Regions from separate parts of the Homo sapiens genome. Here region 2 is linked to region 1. The links are chromatin contacts, found by Hi-C or POLR2A ChIA-PET in ENCODE. All regions are on one chromosome and are shown on one strand. The core of a region is the stretch at or near the end of the contact, and the rest is flanking DNA. Distances in the headings are between cores, read along the strand shown. Region 1 overlaps CD9 (CD9 molecule). Region 2 overlaps SCNN1A (sodium channel epithelial 1 subunit alpha).

Evidence for each region. A loop is a pair of places that touch in the nucleus more often than their neighbours do. ChIA-PET counts read pairs that join two places held with the same protein, here RNA polymerase II (POLR2A). Pooled maps may share reads with other maps.
Region 2: a loop to region 1 is called in a map of OCI-LY7, with 8 times the contacts of the local background. The contact joins two enhancer-like sites. A Hi-C loop is called at or near these places in 2 of 168 maps with a recorded cell type or tissue (OCI-LY7 and PC-9) and 1 of 50 pooled maps. POLR2A ChIA-PET finds 5 or more read pairs at or near these places in 2 of 52 experiments (H1 and PC-9).

What each region holds. Positions count from the first base shown.
Region 1 is chr12:6,208,490-6,211,529 of GRCh38, forward strand. The region is part of intron 1 of CD9 (CD9 molecule); the gene reads left to right. Among named protein-coding and RNA genes, the nearest start is that of CD9, 9.6 kb to the left of the region's middle. RefSeq lists enhancers at 1,867-2,490, 2,521-3,022. Within about 2 kb of position 1,507, at least 2 of the 41 ENCODE cell types and tissues checked have a DNase peak (open chromatin) inside an H3K27ac peak, as active enhancers do.
Region 2 is chr12:6,354,716-6,357,755 of GRCh38, forward strand. It overlaps SCNN1A (sodium channel epithelial 1 subunit alpha), which reads right to left. Exons shown (of 13, transcript NM_001038.6): 5 at 1,062-1,165; 6 at 557-720; 7 at 35-133. It overlaps LOC107984500 (a long non-coding RNA gene), which reads left to right. Exons shown (of 4, transcript XR_007063191.1): 4 at 810-1,064. Among named protein-coding and RNA genes, the nearest start is that of TNFRSF1A, 14 kb to the left of the region's middle. Within about 2 kb of position 1,501, at least 4 of the 41 ENCODE cell types and tissues checked have a DNase peak (open chromatin) inside an H3K27ac peak, as active enhancers do.

The DNA.
Region 1 (3,040 bases), core at 257-2,756:
AATCAGGCAGTTTTATTAATTATGAATTTATTAATTCAAAACCTATTCAAGGATTTTAGTTTTTTTTGTTTGTTTGTTTGTTTTTGTTCTTTTTTTTTTGAGGTGGAGTTTCACTCTTGTTGCCCAGGCTGGAGTGTAATGGTGCGATCGCAGCTCACCGCAACCTCCGCCTCCTGAGTTCAAGCCATTCTCCTGCCTCAGCCTCCTGAGTAGTTGGGATTACAGGGGTGTGCCACCATGCCCGGCTAATTTTTAGTAGAGACGGGGTTTCTCCATGTTGATCAGGCCGGTCTTGAACTCCTGACCTCAGGTGATCCACCCGCCTCAGCCTCCCAAAGTGCTGGGATTACAGGTGTGTAGTTTAATGTCTTTTAAACCTAAGTTGATTGAATGTAGTATGATAATACAGTGTACTGATTTATTAAAACTCTAAATGAAATGATCAGCAAAATCATACTATTTGTGAACTCATCATTGCTTTTTTTGTTGTTTGTTTTGAGACAGAGTCTCGCTCTGTCACCCAGGCTGGAGTGCAGTGGCGCAATCTTGGCATACTGCAACCTCTGCCTCCCAGGTTCAAGTGATTCTCCCGCCTCAGCCTCCTGAGTAGCTGCGACTACAGGCACATGCCACCACGCCCAGCTAATTTTTGTATTTTTAGTAGAGATGGGATTTCATCATGTTGGCCAGGCTGGTCTCACCTCAGGTGATCCACCCACCTCTGCCTCCCAAAGTGCTGGGATTATAGGCGTGAGCCACCGCACCGGGCTCGTCGTAGCTTTTCAAGTCAATAGAAATCTGGTGTTTGAATCCACATCATGTCTTCCCTTGTAGGTGGGCAGTTGCAGTGTGTAGTGTGCATGCACACCCCAGATTTATGCCCAACTCCACTGGATGTTTTCTGGGTGGGGAGTCATCCATACCTCCCTCAGCGGCCCCGTTCCTAGAGACGGGAGGCCCTTCCCACTAAGACATATTCCTCCTGCTCTCCATGGTGCAATGTAAACATCTTCTTTCTCACAATGTGGGACTGTGGATTTAAATTTATTATTGCTAAGCTCAGATGTTTTAAAGCTTCCTGTCTACAAGCCTGAGAAAATCTCTTCATACTCTCCTTTCCTCCTCTCTAGTCAAATTGTAGCCCTGGCTCCCTAAGACACAACCCTTTAGAGACCCAGACTGCAAATTTCTTTTTTTTTTTTTTTTTTTTTCTGAGATGGAGTCTCATTCTGTTGCCCAGGCTGGAGTGTAGTGGCACAATCTCGGCTCACTGCAACCTCTGCCTCCTGGGTTCAAGCGATTCTCATGCCTCAGCCTCTTGAGTAGCTGGGATTACAGGCATGTACCACCATGCCCGGCTAATTTTTGTGTTTTTAGTAGAGATGGGGTTTTGCCACGTTGACCAGGCTGGTCTCGAACTGCTGACCTCAGGTGATACGCCCACCTCGGCCTTCCAAAGTGCTGGGATTACAGGCGTGAGTCACCGCGCCCAGCTGGGACTGCTCATTTCAAATAGAAATTAGATTATCTTCTAGGATGAGGAGGGACACTTTGGCCTTCTTTGTCATGGGAGGCTGGCACTCTCCTCTAGGACCCTGGGGTGTGTCTTGAGAGCTCGTGCCCAGGGCTATAACACAGAGAGGCCTGTGCTGATGTCATCTTGTTCTGCCCTTTGCTGGCAGGGTGGTTCTGGGGAAGGGCAGAGGCTCCGGGTCCCACTCTGGGGCTGTTTTCACGGGGGATGGAAGGACCATGGCCACTGAACGGGCTGCGGTCCCGTCTATGGACACAATGCCAATGGGCAGCTGCAACAGTGCAGCCAAGGGGAAAGGAGGATGTGCGAGTTGCCCTGGAGAGTCCCTTCCCAGAGCGCCGCCTCTGTCCACCCTGACTATATGACCAGTGGAACCAAGGGTGTGGCTGAAGCTCTCAGGACAAAGGCCAGGGAGAGGAAGCACCGGCTGTTTTTTTTAGACTCTCTTCGAGCACCCACTACCCCCACTGCCCCCAAGCGAGGCCAGGTGTAGGTGGCATCTCCAGCCCAGGTGGCCATGCAGCTGCCCTGCTGTCAGGGAGGAGGCGCGTCTGCAAGCTGCCTTCCTTCCGGTGCAGATGGGCTCCCTTGTGGCCTTTAAAGATCGAAAACACCACTTTGAAATGGGATTAGATATGAATGGGGGGGAAACAGGCAAAAGGGAAAAAATTCTGGCTTCAGAATAGAAGAAATGGATCAAAAACACAAACAGCTTAACAAAATAATTGAGAATTGGGGCTCTGCAGTCAGACCATTCTGGGTTCAAGTTCTAACTCTGCCACTTACTTGCCCTGTGATCTCAGTTGAGCAACTTTTTTTTTTTTTTTTTTTTGAGAAGGAGTCTCGCTCTGTTGCCAGGCTGGAGTGCAGTGGCGTGGTCTTGGGTCACTGCAACCTCTGCCTCCTGGGTTCAAGCGATTGAACAGCCTCAGCCTCCCAAGTAGCTGGGATTACAGGCACGCACCACCATGCCTGGCTATTTTTTTATATTTTTAGTAGAGATGGGGTTTCACCATGTTGGCCAGGCTGGTCTTGAACTCCTGACCTTGTGATCCTCCCGCCTTGGCCTCCCAAAGTGCTGGGATTACAGGCTTGAGCCACCGTGCCCGGCCCGAGCAACTTAACTTTTGTGCCCCAGTTTTTTCATCTAAAAAATAGAAGACAATATTACCTCTTTGGTGGGCCTATTCTGAAAACTAAATAGTTCTGGAGAAGTGCTTAGGGTGGGGTTGTGGAACATAGATAGCAAATATTTGAGTACTTGCTGCTAGTAATTAGGTGACCTAATATGAAGAAGGAGCTCCTGGCAGAGGGGTAGGGCAGGTTGATAGGTTAGACAAGAGTTTGGGGATCTTGGCCTCCCTTGCTGGCTTGGGGTTTGCAAGATCCCATGTTGGAGCAGGAGGGCCGTTCCACCAAGCGGTGCCGGAAGTGCTTTTAGCCGACCCTGCCACTCCAGGCACCACCTGGCATTGCTTGAAAACTGTCAAGGAAGGAGCATCTCCC
Region 2 (3,040 bases), core at 251-2,750, 150 kb after region 1:
GGAGTGGCTGCCACGGAATCAGGTTGGGCCTCACCTGCTGTGTGTACTTTGAAGGGTAAAGGTTCTCAACAGGAACATCACTGCCATTCTTGGTGCAGTCGCCATAATCGCCCCCAAGTCTGTCCAGGGTTTCCTATGAACCCACATACACCAAGAGATCAGAGGACAGAGCAAGTGCCTCTGGGTTCTCTGCCTTCCCTCAGTTCCAGGTTGTATCTCACACCTGCCAGCCCCTCCTACTGGCCTCGCCCTCTCAATACATGCTTCCAGCCACCCCCATGCCCACCCACTGCTCATTTCAAGGCCACTAGGCCCAGAGCATCCCCAGAAACCCTAAGCATGCCTTGAATGCCTTCTCAGCACTTGTCCCCCAGGGTCCACCCTGCAGGGCTTTACTTCCCAGTGCCAGCCCCTCTGCCCCTCATTCCTGCTCCTGAAGACCTCCACATGCTCAAGGCCCACCCCACATGCTCTCCCTCTCCAGCCTCCCATGCCTCCCCGCTGCCCCTCTGCAATCTGAGGCGCTCCTTCCAGGCCTCCCAGTCAGCATCCTTGCCTTCCTCATGCTGATGGAGGTCTCCACGCCAGGCCGCAAGTTAAAGCCACCATCATCCATAAAGGCAGGTTCATCCTGCCCGTGCACCATTACCCGGGCCCCAGTCACTGTGGACAGCAGGGGAATGAAGTCATTCTGCTCTGCGCGCAGCATCAGGGACAGACCTAGGGGTGCAGAGAGAGCAGAGTTGGCAGAGGCGGGAATCCTAGAAAAGAGTTAGGAGATGGAAATCCACTCTCCCTTCCTTGCCCAGTCTCTAAAGCTGCAAGAGAAGCAAGTTCAGGAAGACCCGCAAAGGGACCTGGCAACCCCTGAGCTGGAATCTGGAGGCAGGAGGAAGACCTGGGACGGGATTCCTCTCATGCCTGGAACGGACTATGTGGCACCTATTGGGGAGAGACAGCAGGCAGGACCCCTCCCAGCAGCTCTAGGAGGTGAGCTCAAGGTAAGTACAGGTGAGTGGCTGAAGCAGAGGGCGCCATGGAGCAAGCAGGGAGCTTCTCACCGTTGTTGATTCCAGGCATGGAAGACATCCAGAGGTTGGAGTTGTTCTTGTCATTGAAAGTATAGCAGTTTCCATACATCGGGTGGTGGAAGTGAGAGTAATTCCTTATCAGGAAAGAGAGAGTAGGGTCAGAGAGGAAAGTGTAGGTGGTGCAGGGAATAGGGAGATGAGGCAGAGAGAAATGTCCACTCTCTTAAACTCCTACAGGACTTGTGCCTTTCAGAGCCATTTGTTTCCTGATCACCTACTATGTGCTGGCACAATGCTGAGAGCTTTACTCACACTCCCTCAGTCACTCCAACCAACAGCCTGTGAGAGTCTCATCCTCATATCACAGAGGAGGAAGCTAAGGCTCAGAGAGCTCAAACAGCTGGCCCAAGGTCACACATCTACCTTCTAGTCCAGGCTCCTCTCACCAGGCCATCTGGGTTCACCGGCATTGACTTCCGTGCTGCCTTGTAACTTCTCTCTTGTTGCATTACAAAGATTCTTGCATGTCCCTAACTGCCCATGCATCTAAGTGTTAGTTCCCCATTGAATCATGAGCTCCTTGATGACAGGAGCCACATCTCATTCATCTCTGTGTCATCTCTGGGTTAGTTGCATAGATCCTGTCATCTAGGAGATAGAGGAGATGATTAATAAATAGTTGTTGAGTGAGGAATGAATGAATGAATGAATGAATGAATGAATGAAGGGGAGGAGGGGAGCAGGGTTAAAGGAGAAAGTGTGACCAGTGGTGAGCACGGAGCTGAGGGGAGGAAGATCAGTACCAAGTGTTTCCTGGGAGCCTCTTGCATCAGTATGTCTCAGAATGGTAGGTCCAAAACTCATCTGTGACAGGTGTGGGGACAGAGAGAAAGCAATCACAGAGGCAACACAGCTGCAGTAGGACTGCAATTTCACAGCAAATCACAGGTTCCAGAACAGGGAGGCTGTGTGGGTTGTAGCACAGCACATGTGCCACACGGCACAGAGAGGATCTGTGTTCTGCTACCCTGCCATCTTGGAGCTAGCGACGGGAGCCAGGCAAAGACGGAAAGGGGACTTCGGCCAGTGAGCAGCAGAGGAGGACTAAAGAGAAGAGGGAGAAGAGGCTGGCCAGAGATAAAGGGTGGGGTTCTGGTTGTACGGTCTCAAGCAGGTCATTGTTTCTAAGCTTATTCTCCTCCTCTGTAAAATGTAGGATGATTCTGTAAAATGAGGAGATTGGAACTAGGTGATCCGGGATATTCCACTGGCCTTGAAGAACAAAGGCACAGAGGCGTGACATACTGGTGCACATTCTAGGATGTACTGGGAAGTCAGCACTTCTAGAGCCCAGGCTAGATGCAGGGAAGGACTGAAGGAGAGGCTACAGAGGTGGCCAGTCCTGAAGGCTGGTGAGCCCTTCGCACACAGAGAGGGGACAAGTATAATGGTGGGTGCTGCCCCCATGGAAAGCAGGCACAAGTTCCATCAGCGGTGGAGAAACACGGATGGGTTTTAAAACATAGAGCTTCGAAAAAAAAAAGTGGTGGGGCACAGTGGCTCACGCCTGTAATCCCAACACTTTGGGAGGCTGAGACAGGTGGATCAGTTGAAGTCAGAAGTTTGAGACCAGCCTGGCCAACATGGTGAAACCCCGTCTCTACCAAAAATACAAAAATTCGCCAGGCGTGGTGGTGGGCACCTATTATCTCAGCTAGTCGGGAGGCTGAGGCAGAAGAATCGCTTGAACTTGGGAGGTTGCAGTGAGCTGAGATTGCACCACTGCACACTACAGCGAGACTCTGTCTCAAAAAAAAAAATAGTAAGAGGTGAAATGAGATCTATAACACAATACCATTTATATAAATTAAATACAGATTTTGCAAAAACACATAGAGATACACACTAAGCACATTACTATAGTGGCCTATGAGAATCAGTATAATGTGATGGTTAAGAGCACAGACTCAGCCAGGCGCAGTGGCTGACGCCTGTAATCCCAGCACTTT